Linked DNA regions of Mus musculus: region 2 is linked to region 1. A link is a loop called in an ENCODE intact Hi-C map of the cell type or tissue named here. Cell type or tissue: heart. All regions are shown on one strand.

Region 1 (8,000 bases):
GGTCGCAGGCTCCGCCAGCCCGCCCGACGGTTTATCCCGCCCCACCCCCACGCCGGTGCGCGGCGCGGCGCTCACCGACAGGCTTGTGGCCCAGCATGGCGTGGAAGAGGCACACTTCCACCTCAGGGCTCCACACCACCGTCTCCTCAGCAGGGCTCGGGGCTGCCTCGCCTGGGCCCTTGTCGCCTGGGGCGCCCGTGCCGCCCACCTCGGCCTCCCCCATGGCCGCCGGCGATTGACGAGCGCCCGGCGCGAGAAGGGGGAAAATACTACAGGCTCCGCGCAGGCGCACTTGGTGTGGAGGGCGCGCACTCGCCGGGCTGGAGAACGCCGCGTGCCCGCGTCCGCGCAGGCGCAGCGAAGACTGGCTTCCGGTGCAGCAGCGACTCCTGGTGGTTGAACCTTTTACTGCCTACGGCTCTGTCCGGAGAAGGCGAGGGAACAAACCTTATGCTTTAAAAATGCACCAGATGGGCGTGGTGACACACTCCTGTAATTCTAGCTCTCGGGAGAGAGAGGCAGGAGTTCTGAGTCAGCCAAGTCTGCATAGCATGACACACACGGCCCAAAAATCTGGGCTTCACCTGGTTAGGTAATTTGGAAAAGAACTCAGCTAGAAGTGAAGGTGTGTCTCTCCTTGCCAGAGATAAATTGTACAATATGTAAATTACATCTCACTAAAACTGTTTAAGAAAAATAGTTTAAACAACAACAGCAGCAACAACAATAACAACAACAACATCCCATGGGCTAGTGAGATGGCCCATCTAATAGAGATCCTTGTGCACAGCCCATAACTGGAACTCCACCCCTGGATCCTAGAGCTGGCAGGAGAGGAGCAATTCTTAGGAGTTGTACTCTAGAGCTGGAGACATGGCTCAGCGGTTAAGAGCACTGACTGCTCTACCAGAAGTCCTGAGTTCAATTCCCAGCAACCACATGGTGGCTCACAATCATCTGTAATGGGTTCTGATGCCCTCTTCTGGTGTGTCTGAAGATAGCTACAGCATAGTCATATAAATAAAATAAGTAAAAAAAAAAAAAAAAGTTGTATTCTAACCTCTATATGTATTCCATGGTATATGCACACTTGCACACACACACCATAAATAATTTAAAAATTTAAAGCCCAACAATCACATTTTGTAGGAGTGAAGCTCTGTATATCTTTCAGTAGCCCTGACCTGAGTGCACGACAGTCCCAGAATTAAGTGCTTCCTTGGCATCAGAAGACAGAAATCCAGGTCCTGTCGGCCTTGCTACCTACCTGTACCTCCATTCTGTCCCTACAGTGGATCCACTCCAGAAGTGGTTGGATGATTAACTCAGACTGTCAGAATTTCAGGCAGGTGTTAGTAGCTCTACATGGGATTGGATAGGGCCAAGGGCTGGGCACAGCAGCCTTAAGAACATGGTTGCTTCTGGGCCTGAGTCACCCCAGTCAGCTGTGCCATGGGTCCTACCCTGCCACCCATCCAGGTTTCATTACTTACCCATTCCTCAGCCATTGCCAGGCATCAGAATCCCTTTTCTGACTGATGCCTCTCAGACTAAGATGTTGAGAACCTTTGTTCTCCTTTGTGCTATGGGGCCACTGTAGCTCTGAACTCTTGGGTCTTGATAAGGATCACTTGCTGGCTGCCACAAGCCTTGAATCCAGTCCTGACACTCCACTTGCCCCTCATTCAGGCCTGTAACCAGACAATGCTCACAGCAGGGAACCATGGAGGGTGCTGGCTCTGACCTGTCTCATTGTCTGGGACAGCTCAGAGCTCAGAGCCAGACAGCAGTCTGTGGCCAGGCTTCAGCTTTCCCACTGTGAAAGCGTAGCTGGTGGAAAAGTTCCCACAATGCCACAGGGGAGGTGTGGCCCAATAAAGCTTCATAAGGGGGTGTGGGGTCACTGCTATCATGTGGATATGATGCAGCTGGGAGTTATGATCTCACAGGGGCGGTGCCCTTGCCTCTGCTTGGTTGGCATGCAGAACTTGGCTTAGTTACTGTACGGCTGGGTGAAGCATAATCTACCATCTGGGACATGTCATAAAGCAAGTTCCCAACCTAAGAGCTGCCACATATTAAGTGCCCAGGAGCTGATTGATAATATCCTGGTTATTCTCTGAATATCTAAGGCATGGTAGACTCTGCTGCTGACTGCTTCTGGTTCCGGTCCACCTTAGTCTCACCCCTACCAGGTAGGATACTCCTTCAATTTGGAGTGCGTCCTTCTTCAGGGAGCTTCCCTATGTAACCCTCAACCTCATCTATCCTAGCTGGTCCTCTCTGGTTTGTGCGATCTCTGTACTCAGACCACATCCTACCAGCCATGACATTTGCAAACATCCGTCTGTTACTTCAGAACGCGTGACTGGCAATATAGACTTGATGCCTATAGACAGGTTGGATGGTTTAGGAGAGAAGGATGACTTCATTCTTTCTCTCCACGAAGCCACAGCAGGTCTCTGCAGAACTCTCTGTTAGGTAGTAGGAAGTAGCTGAGCATCAAGGTCAGCAGCTAAGACCCCGCCTACTATCCCACGCTAACTTCTTATTTTCATGAACATGTAGGCTCTCTAGTCCAAAAGCATGAATTAAGAGGAAGCTGTGCTTGTTCGTTTTGTAGCGCTCCTGTGATTATCACTCTCTAACAAGGAGCTGTAGAGAAACCATTAGCCCATGATCATGTGTGTGATCCCGTAGCTTCAAAGTGAATTCACACCTGTTGGGAGCTGAGAGGTTCCTTCAAACCTGATAGAAGGATTTCTTTGGTCTGGAGCAGGTGTCTGTGTGGCACACCACCAACTTTCTGTAGAAATGGCTGGTGAAGTTTGCCCAGATTTGTCTTCTCCGTGAGGTCTTCAGGTGGTTCCAGGTGGCCAGGATATAATCAGCTTTGTAGCAAGACTCCTTACTTCCCAGATACAAAGTAGACAATGATATATATCTACTAGCCAACTGGTCAAGTCCTTTCTCATTTGTTGCGACTCCTGCTGCTTAAGTCTTTTATACAAGATAGATACAAGTGCTGGGATTCTTGATCCTAGTGTGAAGGGTTCAGACTGGGCTCAGGTGAGAAATAAAGGCCATAGAAATGCTCTCCTTCATTTAATGAATATACAAGCCTAATAGTTTATACACCAGTCTAGTTTACTTTGACCAGTGTGAACTATTCCCCAGACCATGTCTAGGTCTCAACCAACTGTTATTTCTTATTCAAGGTCTTATGTATCCCAGGTTGGCCTCAAACTCATTCTGTGGCCAAAGATTACCTTGAACTTCAGTCCCCATTCCTCTACCTCCTAAGTGCTAGGGTAGCAGATATCTGCTGGTATATATCCTGGGGATTGAACCCAGGGCTTCATACATGCCAGGGAAGAACCCTACCAACTGAGGTGCATCTCCAGCCTCCTAAATGGCATTGCTTGTCTGAGGATCTGATGTTGTCTCTGGAAGGAGGTGGTCACTGTTAACTAGAAGGAGCCTATCTCCATTCCCAAAGGAACATTTCTCTCTTGGTCACAAGAACTGGATTCAATGGGAGGAGCATTTGTAAAGGCTCTGGTCAGATGCCATCCATCTGCCTTTGGTCACATTGTCTCTTTGCAGACTGCATCACTGAAGTGGTAAAATTTCCCACAGCATGACTGGCCCCATTTTGTTCCCTTAGCACATACAGGAGACCCAGGACTCTAGAGGACAAGCTCTACTTTGGAGTCAGCCTGCTGTGGATCCTGTTCTGCTGTGTTCACCTGATGGTAATGGGTCATCCTCTGGACACCATCTGAACACTAAGAACAGCTACGCTGTCCTCTCCTATGGGCTGTGGAGCATTGGAAGTAGGGAGCCTAGAACTAAGCAGCCATCAGATAGGACCCTTGAGTTTCCAGCTCAGGCCCAGTCTTTTCCTACTGGGATTGCAGCTAAGTAGGACACCTGTGTCCTGAATAACATAGCTTAGCTCCACCCCCTCTATCTTCTTGTTTATGGTAAGTTGGTGTGATTAAAGGACCTAGGTAATTATTTCCATCCTCCTTAAAGCTGCTTGTTGTCTTCCAAAGTTAAGGGCTTCACTGGACCTACAAAGGCCTTCAGGGGAGGACCTGCGGCAGCCAGGCTGCCAAGTCTTGCCTGTAGGGGGCAGTGCTCACCAACTCTTTGCAAACCTCTATTCCAGCTCTGAAAGCCACCAACAAGACCCAAGGAAAGGTGCACTCCTGAGCCACTTTAGCGTTTTAATAGGATCCAGCTCTTCAGAGGGGGCCTATGAAGGATTGCCTTGATACCCAGAAGGCAAGTGTTTCTTTCCCGGCTTTGGCTCAGTGTGCTTACTTTAGAGGATCAGCTTCCAGGAGCACCCTGAGACATCCTACCCCACAGCAGTATTGTTCTGAAGGTCATGTGGGGTGGAGCTGGGGCTCAGCTGAAGTTAACCATCTTTGTTTTTTAGTTTTGGGAAATATAAGAGCTCCCTGTCTATCTGCTGTCTTCATGTGTGACAACAACTGCTCTGTCATAGCCATTTGTTATTACCAACCACACCTGACTGGCAGAACCTTTGTCCAGCTGGGGAGGGGTGATTTAGAAAGCCAAGCAGCTTTTCCCAGGTCCTGACCCACCCAGCTGAGGGATGAGGAAGAGTGTCTCTGCTCACAAGCCAGTGGTGGCATCTGTCAATTATGTCACGCAACAAAGAAACCTTAAAAGCAATGTCCCTATTGGCCTCTGGAAGATGGGGAAAGAGGTACCTGAGAATGTTGGGTATCTGCTATCCCGAGTGAGGGAGGCAGGTTTCACAATATGATCAGCTGCTCTCTGCTGTGGAAGTGGTGAGCCCAGAATTGTCCTCCACATTTTCTGCCTGTATGACTCCCCCTTTTTCTGTCCCCAGGAAGCCCTGTTAGTTTCCTATGAATGGAGAGGTATAGAACAGCAAAGGCAATGGGGAGTGAGGTAAGTAGTCTTCCCTGGAAGGAGCCTGCATAGAAAGATTTGTCTGGCTGGTTTGGAGCTAGTAGCTTGGGATTTGACCCTGGACAGTATGCAGGTAGCTAGCTGTTCATGAACTCAGACCCTTCCTTTTGTCGTCTAGGGGTTTCTGTTTCTTGATCTTAGAGTGTTTATTGATGTTGGCTTTGAACATTACTCATGACTCAGCCAAATGTCAGCAACATCTCTGCCCACAGGGCTGCCTTCTCCTCTGTAACATTAAGGCTTTCCTGTTGTGCGATGGAGAGAGCCATTATTCTCAGCTCAGATCCCTGGGGCCCTGGGCAATCATGACTTCAGAGCTCTCGAGGACAGTAATGTGACTATTGCTCCCTCCATAGGGGCTATGCCTGTGTTACTAAAAATTTCAGTCTCAAGGAGTTCCAATGCGACCAAGAAAAGCTGAAGGTACCTTTAAAAGGATTAACATGGTGCCCATTAATCCAGCTTTCAGAGATCAGCTCTGCTCTCTCTGTGGACCAATGGAGGTAACAATGAGTGTTCTCTTTGTAGAAGCAATTCTTTTTACAGACATAAGGAGTCATTCTGAGATAGTTCAGTCAGAACAGTGGTTGCCTGGCAAGCATGAAGACCTGAGTTTAGTTCCTAGAATCTACATTTTAAAATGTGGGGCTGGAGAGATGACTCAGCAGTTAAGAGCACTGACTGCTCTTCTAGAGGACCTGGGTTCAATTGCCAGCACCCACATGGCAGCTCACATCCATCTGTAACTGCAGTTCCCGAGGATCTGGCACCCTCACACAGATACACATGCAGGCAAAACACCAATGCACGTAAAAGTAAATAAACCTTTAAAATAAATTGTGGTGTGCATCTGCAGTCTCAGTGCTGAAGAGGTTGAAACTGGCAAATTCCTGGTGGAGCCTTGGCTAAGTGGTAGAGGGTGGAGCTCCAGGCCAGCGAGAGACCGTTTCAAGAACAAGTTGAATGGAATTAAACCTCATGCTGTCCTATGGCCTTGACACATTCTCTGTCTCTCTGTCTCTCTCTCTCTCTCTCTTTCTCTCTCTCTCTCTCTCTCTCTCTTACACACACACACACACACACACACACACACACACACACACACACACACGACATAGTCCCTGCTAATCCAGCTTCCAGAGACTAGCTCTATTTTTTGCCCCAGAACCAACACAGAGAACAGTTTTCTCTTTGCAGAGGGAACTTTCTTTTTACAAAAAGAAACAGTGTAAAACAAAGTTTCTTCTGCTCCAGTAGAGCCCTTAAAGCAGTCCTAGGACACTGCAGCTTTGTAACCGCTATGCAAATCTGAAAACTGAGGGTCAAAGGCTACCTTGATAGATACAAAGTGCACTGAAGCGAGGACAAACCTGAAGAGAGGAAATGTCAGCCAGCCTCCCCACGTGGCACTGTGGCCAAAGGCTGACATTTCAGATAGGAGAAAAGCATTATGAGTGTTCTGGTGAGAGCAAAGTGGCCACCGGTCCCTAAAGAACTTGAAGTCAGCATGACAGCTGCTGCTGAACCAGTGGCCTTAGGTGTGTGAAGACAGAAGTTGACAGAGCTCACCCAGTTCTTTGAACGCTAGGACATGGAACTCTTAGAGGGGTCAGAAGGGCTCTGTGCATACGGCTCTAGGTCTGGTCACCTGAAAGAGGCCATATGAAACACAGGGAAAATACAAGAGCCAAAAGTAGAAAAAAAATCTGACTCCTGGAGTTCATGTATCAGATGAATTTCTGGACTTGGATGTCTCACGGAGAGAAGGGCAATGTAGTCTCTCAGAAAATGCTACTTGAGGAGTGGATATAGAGGAGCATGCCTATTATCCCAGGAGTTGGGAGGCAGAGGCAGGAGAGTGTCTGTGAGTTCTAGGTACCTGGTGAGAGTCTTTGTGCATAGTGTGTGTGTGTGTGTGTGTGTGTGTGTGTGTGTGTGTGTGTGTGTGTGATATGCCAGTCATGCCCTGTAACAGTAAGGGACTGAGAGAGAGATGCTGGAAGAACTTGGAGGCCGGGTCTGCTTTGGTAAATTAACTCCGCACCTCAACAACAGTTGCAAGCACACCACTTGTTAAGAATGCCTCCCAAGTAAAGCATTTTCCCAAAATAAAAATATATGCTCATTTCATTTCTCCCTAGCAACCACAATGTTTTCAATCAGCCAATCAAATAAGAATATGATGCTGAGTTCTCAATATTCAGAGTGAGGCATAGGATGCCTTGTATTATGGATCAAACAAACAAACAAACAGAAACCTTGGAACCCACAGGGTGTGCTTGCGTGTTGGTTTAGCATGGTATGCATCCTCCTGCAGAAGCAAAACACTTTGCTCTGCTGAAATACTTAGGATTGTATGGTTGTTTTCTTGAGACTTCAGACCTATTCCTAAATTGTTTGACACTCAATGTGTCAAACATGTGGCTGAGGGTTTTCATCCTGAGAGGTGCATCCCACTGCCTCATTGCAACAGTGTTGGGTGTGGAAACACTCTCCCACTTCAGAACTAATGGAATCCCAAAATCAAAAGTAAGTTGGTAACATGGGGATACGGGCCCCATGTCAGCTCTGCAGCAAACGGGTAACTTCATGCATAAATCAAGGTAGGAAAACATTACAAATTTCAGGGTAGCCTTGGTGGGTAAAACTTCCAGGCAGATCTTTCGAGTATGATTGAAATGCATTTTCTAACAGAAAGCAAGTGTGGGCTCTCCTTCCTCCATTCTGGTCTCCTCTGAGGAACCTGGCTGGAGACAGTTGGCAATTCTGGCAGAGTATAAGAAACCTCCATATTCAATCCAAGGATCTGGAGGATTCTTTCATACAGAATAAGGTGGTCCTATTGTCTAGGACCTTGACCCATAAGTAGTGAAGGGTCTCCTTGATGCTTTATTGCCAGGGCTAGCCCCAGCGGTTGTTCCTTCTTCTTGGTTCCTCTTGAGACAGTGGAGAGGGAAGAGTGTCTGTGGGGGATAAGGCTTGGTCTTAGGAGATATTATTAAACAGGGTTGCTGTTTAATAATAGACCG
Region 2 (8,000 bases), 110 kb after region 1:
TTATAAGAGTTGCCTTGGTCATGTATCTATTTACAGCAGTAAAGCCCTAACTAAGACACCCACTTAAACTGTGAAATCTTCAAAAAGGAGTGAGCATCTTAGCTTGTGTGTCATGGAAGGGCCAGCCAGCCATCTGATGGAGTTTCTCTAATGTTGCTTCTCTAGGTGGGGTCAACTGAGTATCAGTGTCTCAGCTAAAAAGGTGAAGACGATATCAAGGTGTCCAGAAAACAGAATGAGGTGTCCAGGTATAGTCAGAAAAGGCTGCCGTGGACTCTGTCAGCCACTCTGTGGGGCACACGAGGATGTCAGGTGTGAAATGTGGTCAGGAGCAGTGTTCAGACCCCAGCATGAGTACCAGGCAAACCGCTGGACACAGCCTATATGAGCAACAGCCAGCCTTTCTGAGAGAGGGGACATGTGTTCTGCATTTCACTCTGCAGTGGAGTGTCGGAGTGTCTGTGTTGCTCTCTGTAATAGGGCGTTGCCTTGTGTGATGGTTTGTATATGCTCAGCCCAGGGAGTGGCACTATTAGAAGGTATGGTCTTGTTGGAGTATGTGTGACACTGTGAGTGTGGGCTGTAAGAACCTCATCCTAGCTGTCTAGAAGTTAGTATTCTGCTAGCAGCCTTCAGATGAAGATGTAGACCTCTCAGTTCCTCCTGCACCATGCCTGCCTGGAAGCTGCCATGCTCCTGCCTTGATGATAATGGACTGAACCTCTGAACCTGTCAGCCAGCCCCAATTAAATGTTGTTCTTTATAAGACTTGCCTTGGTCATGGGATCTGTTCACAGCCATAATCCCCTAAGACACCTTGTGTTCTCCTGAAGGGCCCATTACTTCTCCAGACAGGAACTCTGAGACAGCCTGAGCTCTGGCCCTTAGGTGCTGTGACCTGCATTGTCTACTTGTGATAAGAGGTACGATGGTCCTGGTCACAGCGGAGGGTGATGCTCATGGGCTAGTGGGGACAGCTTAGTAGAGAAGGTGCCTGCAGTGAAGATATGAAGACATGAGGTCAATCCCCAGCCAGCACTGGTGTGAAAAGCCAGCCGTGACAGCACACACTCACAATCCTTGTGCTAGGGAAAGAAGCGAGGTAGACCCCTAGGGCAGACAGCCTAGTCTACTTTGACCAGTGAGAGACCTTGTCTCAAAAAACAAGGTGGATGGGGCTTGGGGAATGATATGGAGGCTGTCCTCTGACCTCTATATGCATGAATTTATACACACATCTCCTATTAACCCCCTCAACACACAGGCTTGTGAGATCCCAAACAACACATTGGCATTTTCTTTCTTTCTTTCTTTCTTTCTTTCTTTCTTTCTTTCTTTCTTTCTTTCTTTCTTTCTTTCTTTCTTTCTTTCTTTCTTTCTTTTTTTTTTTTTTAGATTTATTTTATTTTATTATATGTGAGTACACTGTAGCTGTCTTCAGATGCACCAGGAGAGGGCGTCAGATCTCATTATGGGTGGTTGTGAGCCACCATGTGGTTGCTGGGATTTGAACTCAGGACCTTCAGAAGAGCAGTCGGTGCTCTTAACCACTGAGCCATCTCTCCAGCCCGGCATTTTCTCAGTAGAGGTGAGGGACTTGGCTATGAGGTGGGACAGAGAGAGGCCCTGCATCCTTCATTTCTCTGGAGTTGGGTTGCCGGCAGAGGAGGCCATCTCTATGTGCCTGTGTGCTTGAGTGTGTGCAAGTCTCTCAATTTTATACTTACACCCTCACGCCGAATACACTTGCATCTGCACAGTATACATATGGTCACATACACAGCTCATACCTTACTGAAAGAAGTGTCTGGCTACCCAGCCTCAAGGTTTGCTGATAGGGTCTGAGTCATTCAGAAAGTAGGGGAGGTTTAGAGGTCTGGTTAAGGCCTGTCTACTTGGGGCCAGTGAGTGGGAGCCTGTACTATTATTGTCTTGCTTCTGGTCACAAAGGCAGTGGGGATGCCCACCCCAAGCCCCAGGAGTGTTGTGACTCCAGCCAATACCTGAGACACCCTATTGCTATGGAAACCTATACCAAATGTGGGCAGACAGACCTGCCAAATCAGACGCTTAGACATAAAACATCACACAAGGATCATTGGTTTAAATATTAAAATATATTATGTACACACTCTAACCAAAAACATAGAAACACACTGTCCACACAAGCTGCGTGGCACCTCAGATGGGATCAAATCCTCAGTGCAGTTTGCTTGGACATGAGTCACATGATCAAGTACAAAACTGATTCCATAAACACCATTCAGTGCAAAATATACGTCTGGACATAACGATTCAAGTCGCTGCTGCCCCGCATGGAGGCCACCGGGCTTCCAGGACAGGCAGTAAGCAGATTCAAGCAAATTACCCAATAGCTGGCTCCACAGGATCATTCCCAGGGCACTGCTGCCCTGCATGGGGCTTCTCAGTAGACACAGGAAATCAGGATCAGGTGATGGTCTATGAAATGTAGTGACCCCCTTTCAGACTCCAGGGCTTGGGGAATGTGTCTGGTTCATATGTGACCCCTATGACACACGTGACTTCCTCCTTAACGCCTCAGAGGCTGCTCAGTCACAGTGTGGGGCAGTGCGAGACCCCAGAACACAGTGTGAGGTTTTGCAAGGTCCTCAGTGTTACCGCCCTGTGGGGGTGGGTCAGGGTTTCCAGGAAGAGTCCTCAGGAAATGTGGAGAGGCCAGCGCTGTCACACGTTGCTCTGGAGCTGTTCTGTGGGACTGTCAGAGGCCGAGGACTGGCTGGGCAGGGAGGCCTCTAGACCATCTGAGGACACGGAAGGGGACTTGTAGAGAAAGTAGGCGGCGACGAAGAAGAGGAAGCCCAACACCTGGGGAGACAGGAGGAGACGTTGGTCCTGGCCAGCCTGGGGATTCTGCCCAGCTGTGAGTGCCGGTGTAATACTCTGCCTTACTCTTTCTGGAACAAAGACACGCCTTTCTGTATGATCAGCCCCGCATGAGACACCAGTGCTTCACTTAAAGAATGAGAACCACCTTTGGTTAAAAGTAGGAGCCAAGGGAAGGTGGAAAGACCTGGTACGGACTAGACAGGGTCCCCTAAAAGGCATGTACCACCCTTGTCCTTAGAAACCGCTAACAACACAGTCTCTGTAGGGCTGAGGAAGGACCTCAAGATGAAGTCTCCTGGATTCAGGGTGGCCCTAACCCCGTGGCCGAGCCTTTATATAAGGCAAGGTAGGAGCATGGTGGGGAGGCGGGGGGGGGGGGGAGGGCAGAGGTGGAGGCAGACGCCAGAGGAGCCATCTCACCTTGAAAGTGAGCCCTGCGATGAGCATGTACCGGCTCATGGCTTCATTCTCATACACGAAGCAGGAGCCCTGATGACCACACTGGTCTTGCCACAGCAGGCAGGCCTTGTCAATCACCCAGCCAAAGGCAATGGGCCCCGGAATACTGCCTGCCAAAGGAGAGAGTTCACTTAATATCCTAGTGGGTGAAGAAAGGATAGGTCATCGGGGAAGACCCTTGCAAGGCCACTTTGTCCATTTGTGGTTCCAGGGGCAAAGGGGAGACTTAACTCCCTTTTTGCAGAACTGGCATTGGGTAGGCGCACCATGGTTTCTCAGGAGGGCCTTTTTATGTTGAGGCTAAGAAACCTACAGGGTATATAGAAGGACAATGTGTCCCTCTAGTGGGCAGTTAGGGAAAAAGCCCTTCTCAGTGTGGCCCATAGCCTCATGCTTGGTTCCTTATGCCTGAAGCACTGCACAAGTGTACACGGCTTCCTCACCCCCACGCAGTACCTAGTGTTCTTACGACGATCCACTGGATCCCCAGGGCAAAGGATCTTTGCCGATCACTGACACACCTGCAATAAAAATTGCGCTATCAGAGCCCATGGAAGCTTGGCTGTGCACCTCATACCCCATACACCAGCAAGAGTCCTGGGCAAGTTCAAGGCCACATCACCACCTCCCTAGGTGCCAAGCACCTCTTTGGGGACCAGAGACAGTCAACTCCGATGCCACTAGAATGAGGCCCATTTCCAGGGCCTGCAGCTACCCGAGGGCCCAGCAGCATCTGTAGAGCGCCACCTGCTGGTACTGCAAAAGAAAATGCGGTGAGAGAGCTTCTTACCGTAGAGTAGCAGTTAGCGCTGGAATGCTGCTGAGGAATGTAAAGATAATTACAACGAACACGAGAACCAGAAGGAAGGGCTTGCTCTGACAGGTGGAAGCGCACTTCCCTGCGGTAGCATTGCCCCAGCCAGAGGAAGCCTTCTCAAGGATACAGCTACAGCCTCGGTATACCTGGGGAGCCCAACAACAGTGCTGATCACACAAAGGCAGAAGTTTCCGGGTCCCGGCCAGAGAGGGGGATGTGGGCGTGGCCACACTCACCTTCTGGCCACCCAGGTCTGTCTCGGCATCAGCAGGGCAGCCTGCGTAGCAGGGAGAGTAGTACATGGTGCCATCTGAGCCACACAGGGGGCTGTAGTGCTTCGGCTGGCAACAGTAGATGGCGTTGCAAGCTGCCTTTAGGTCCAGCTGTCCTTTAGGCAGGAGGCTACAGAACCGGCATCAGGCGGTATGTTAGCAGGTGTTCAGGCTTCCTGGTAGACTTCCCTACACATGTTACAGTGACCTTCACCCCCTCCCCAACGGTGCCAGCCCTCCTCAGGAACGCAGGGCCCCCACGTGTAGGGTCTCTACTAGGCTCACCTCCCAACGTAGCCGGTGGTCACACCTGCCATGTGCACATTGGGGCAGTGCATGAGGAAGACAAAGAAGGCTAGTAGGCTGGTCAAGGTGCAGAATAGACAGAACCTGATGATCCCAGAGCCACGGAGCTTGAACTTGTTTACCAGGAAGCCACCTAGGAGTGTACCACCACCGCCTGCTGGCACCACCAGGTATCCTGAAGAAGAAACTCACTTAGTGAGGGCCAAAAACCCCCTGATCCTGTCATTTCTGCTGCATTAGTGCGGACACTGAGGAATGGAAAGAATCATCCCTGCCCATCTCTGCTCAGGGATAGCTGTAGGAGTAGGGTGGGTTCTCTCTGTGCAGTGGACCTGGAAGCCCAGAGCCCAGTGAAAAAGGCATAGGGTGGGTGTACATGGGGTGAGGGTGTCAGCATAGGAAAGTGCAAAGAATGGAAGGGAGCTATCAGGTGTGGGCATCTGGGCCAGATAAGGATGTGTCTGGAGAGAGTGGAGTCACCAATATGATACCCTCTCACTACCCAGACAAGACCTGCAAGGTGGGCTGCATCTGATGGCTTCTATCCATACTGGTCAGTGCCCTAGGCTGATCTCAGCACTGACCACTGAGGGCATGGGGGCATCTCCAGGCAGAGGTGTACCTCTCTCATCAAGGATGTACCCTGCCCTCAGCTTAGGGAAGCCATGATCTGTAGAGTAAGGACTCTAGATGGTCCCTGCAAGCCAGCCTGGCACAGAGCTCTGTCAGGCAGGTACGGTGACTCAAACTTAGATCCCTAAGACTCTGGGGCACCAACTGCATGGCCCATGGGGACAGCCTGGCCCAAACCCTTTCTGTAAGGAGTGGTAGGTAAAGTGGCTTGCATGCAGGAGTTGGCCTTCCCTTCCGTCTTGGAGCACTGTCCACTTGGAGTTTGAAGGCTGAGGTTAGTACTTGCAGGAGCTCCACCTGTCCCTGAAGAGCGCTCCAATGCTCAGGGTCTCCTTACCGAACAGGGTGGCAGCCTCGGAGGCACTCAAGCTGAACTGGGCCTCGAAGAACTTGGGACCGAATGTGGACATGCCGGCAATGAGTGTGGCTTCAGTGGCCCCTGCCAGGCAGAGCAGGATGAACGTGGGGTTTCTTAGAAGGAGCCAGATGGAGCTGGGGTAAAGGGAAGAGAGACCAGAAAAAGGGAGAAGGGTCAGCATGCGCCAGACTGCATGCAAGGAACCTGCCGTTCCTGAGGCCACCCACACAGGAAAGGCACTGGGTTTGAGAGGGCAGTGAAGTGGTACCCCCATCTAGCCCAGAGACACCCAGAGTGGGTGAGAAGCTGGGCTTGGCAGGTAGTGAATTAATGGCCCCACTGTAAACCTTTGGTACCCTGTCCACAAAGCTATTAAAACCAATTACACAGACTATGTCACTGCTGTGGCCGATTTCCAGTTTCAGTGTGCGGACATGGATAGACCATGAATGGATGAAGATAGTAATTGCATCTGGTAGGCACTGGGACGGGACAAAATAGCAGAAGTGTCTGAGTAAGGGGTAGAGAGATGGTGACCACCAAGTTCAGGGCTGGACAGGGCTAGGAAGGGTGCTACTAAGGGACTGGGGGGGTAGGCCCCCATAAGACTCATACTCACCCAGGAGCTAGGCCATCAAAAGAATGGGGTCTCTAGGAGGTAGGACTCACCAAGGGGCTGAGGTCTCTAATGGGATGGGGCTCACCAAAAGATGGGCCACCAAGGGGCAGGGGTCACCAAGGGGTAAGAGGTCACCAAGGTATAGGGACCTAGACTGGGTAGGAGTCACCAAGAGAGGTACAGGTTGCCAAGCACAAGCTATAGAGAGAAGAGGCAGGCATCTTCTGGGTTTGGAAACAGGGGCCACCTTCAAGGAGTCCTGAGTCGGTCTGGCTTGCTCCCTTTCTCTTGGCTTGTACTTAGGGGATGGTGGCTGTAGGAGTGGTAATAGGCTTGGTGGTCAGATACAGTCTGTTAATCCCACAGTGACTCTGGCCTGGAGTCCTAAGAATCCAAGGTCCCAGCACTGTCAGAGCTGGGTTCCCACGCAGGGCTCTTTCCCTCCATTTGCCACTCTGTCTGGAATGTCAAAGACATCAGCCACACGGTGAGGTGGTGACTGAAGTGCCTTCCGCAAGGCAGAGTGACCAGGGTGTGACAGCACACCCATCTGACAGGCGGGCGATTCTGAAGGCTCTGCCTCCTGCTGGCCTGGAGTCAGGCTGCAGCTTCCCTGCTGGCTGGGAGTCGGGCTCCAGGTTTCCTGGGGTGAGTGAGGACTGTGTGCCAACTGTGAGGCTGATCATGAGCTATTAGAGCTCTTGGGAGCAGAGCCTGAACTTAGTCCTTCTTGGACAGCTGCCACCTTAAGCCTGGAGGTCACAGCGGATCATTGTCCCCTACGGTCATCTATCCCAAGTCGCAGGTCACACGGGGCCAGGGCATTCATCCCTTGAAGTCAGCTCATGGTGCAGTAACTATGCTGGCTTCTGCACACTAAAGCATTTCCAGAAGCCTGGGAGGAGGATTGGGTCTTAGGGGTGGGTGTGTCAAGGCTTATGGTGCCTGCTCCTGCCTCCTGTGAGTGGCCACTCCACATCCTTACCCCCATAAGACTCATTCTCTTCACCAAATCTAAGATCTAGGGCACGATAGTTCTGAGTACCAGTGGAGGCAGCAGCACACAGCTCCACACTCCAGCTCTGCATAGGGAGGATATGGGCCAAAATATACCATGCTCTGAAGAGAAGCCAGGATTAGTCAGAGCCCCACCATCAGCAGGGTCCATGACAGCGTGCAGACTGGCAAGAACCTACCGCTTCCTAGACAATGAACCAGGGTCACTGAGCGGTCAGACCAGTCCTAGTGAGAGACACACAGGATCCCTTCTGAGGTAGGGTACACTCAATTCTTTTAAATTTTACTTCTTGACCTGAGGGTTGAAAAGTCTTTCCAGTCAATTGTGTTCTGACTGGGGAAAGTGGGTGTGAAGGAACCGTGACCCCCAACAGGGACCTCCAGGCTCAGGATGCTGGCCTGTCAGAGCGCCTCCCCTGCTGGTTCTGTGCCTATGTCTGGCATGGGATAACCAGGTACAGGCTGGTTCACTCCCAAGGGATTGCCTAGGCTTGCTTAGCTTCAGGCTGTGGTGGTTGAGGACAAGGGTAGCTTCGCCGTGTGGACACGTTCCACATATTACCTAACCCCAGTGAAGGCTGAGATTCTTGAGTTTGCACTGAGAACTGTCATGACCTTCATGATCTTAAGGAAGGAACGCATTTGTGGGCT

The links. Hi-C counts contacts between places; a loop is a spot of excess contacts. Peaks named below come from ENCODE experiments on the same cell type or tissue, not always from the same donor. Only the 100,000 strongest peaks of a DNase experiment are listed, where the experiment ranks them.
Region 2: a loop joins it to region 1, with 8 times the contacts of the local background. A loop is called at or near these places in 28 of 42 quality-filtered maps.

The regions. Positions count from the first base shown.
Region 1 is chr2:180,575,031-180,583,030 of GRCm38, reverse strand. Mrgbp (MRG/MORF4L binding protein) reads right to left here and starts at 1,809. Exons shown (of 6, transcript NM_028479.2): 1 at 1,494-1,809; 2 at 76-420. The coding sequence starts at 223. It overlaps Gm30144 (a long non-coding RNA gene), which reads left to right and starts at 1,163. Exons shown (of 5, transcript XR_001783605.2): 1 at 1,163-2,195; 2 at 3,668-3,755; 3 at 4,175-4,950. In heart, CTCF peaks have their summits at 395 (motif pointing left), 3,917 and 4,120 (motif pointing right); DNase peaks (open chromatin) are centred at 290 and 1,835; H3K4me3 peaks cover 627 bases; H3K27ac peaks cover 368 bases; H3K27me3 peaks cover 1,527 bases.
Region 2 is chr2:180,468,951-180,476,950 of GRCm38, reverse strand. Slco4a1 (solute carrier organic anion transporter family, member 4a1) reads right to left here. Exons shown (of 12, transcript NM_001355218.1): 6 at 5,693-5,847; 7 at 4,702-4,897; 8 at 4,381-4,546; 9 at 4,118-4,290; 10 at 3,784-3,848; 11 at 3,289-3,437; 12 at 2,101-2,847. The coding sequence ends at 2,707. Among named protein-coding and RNA genes, the nearest start is that of Slco4a1, 17 kb to the right of the region's middle. In heart, CTCF peaks have their summits at 3,703, 4,049 (motif pointing left) and 6,924 (motif pointing left); a DNase peak (open chromatin) is centred at 7,020; H3K4me3 peaks cover 470 bases; H3K27me3 peaks cover 1,519 bases.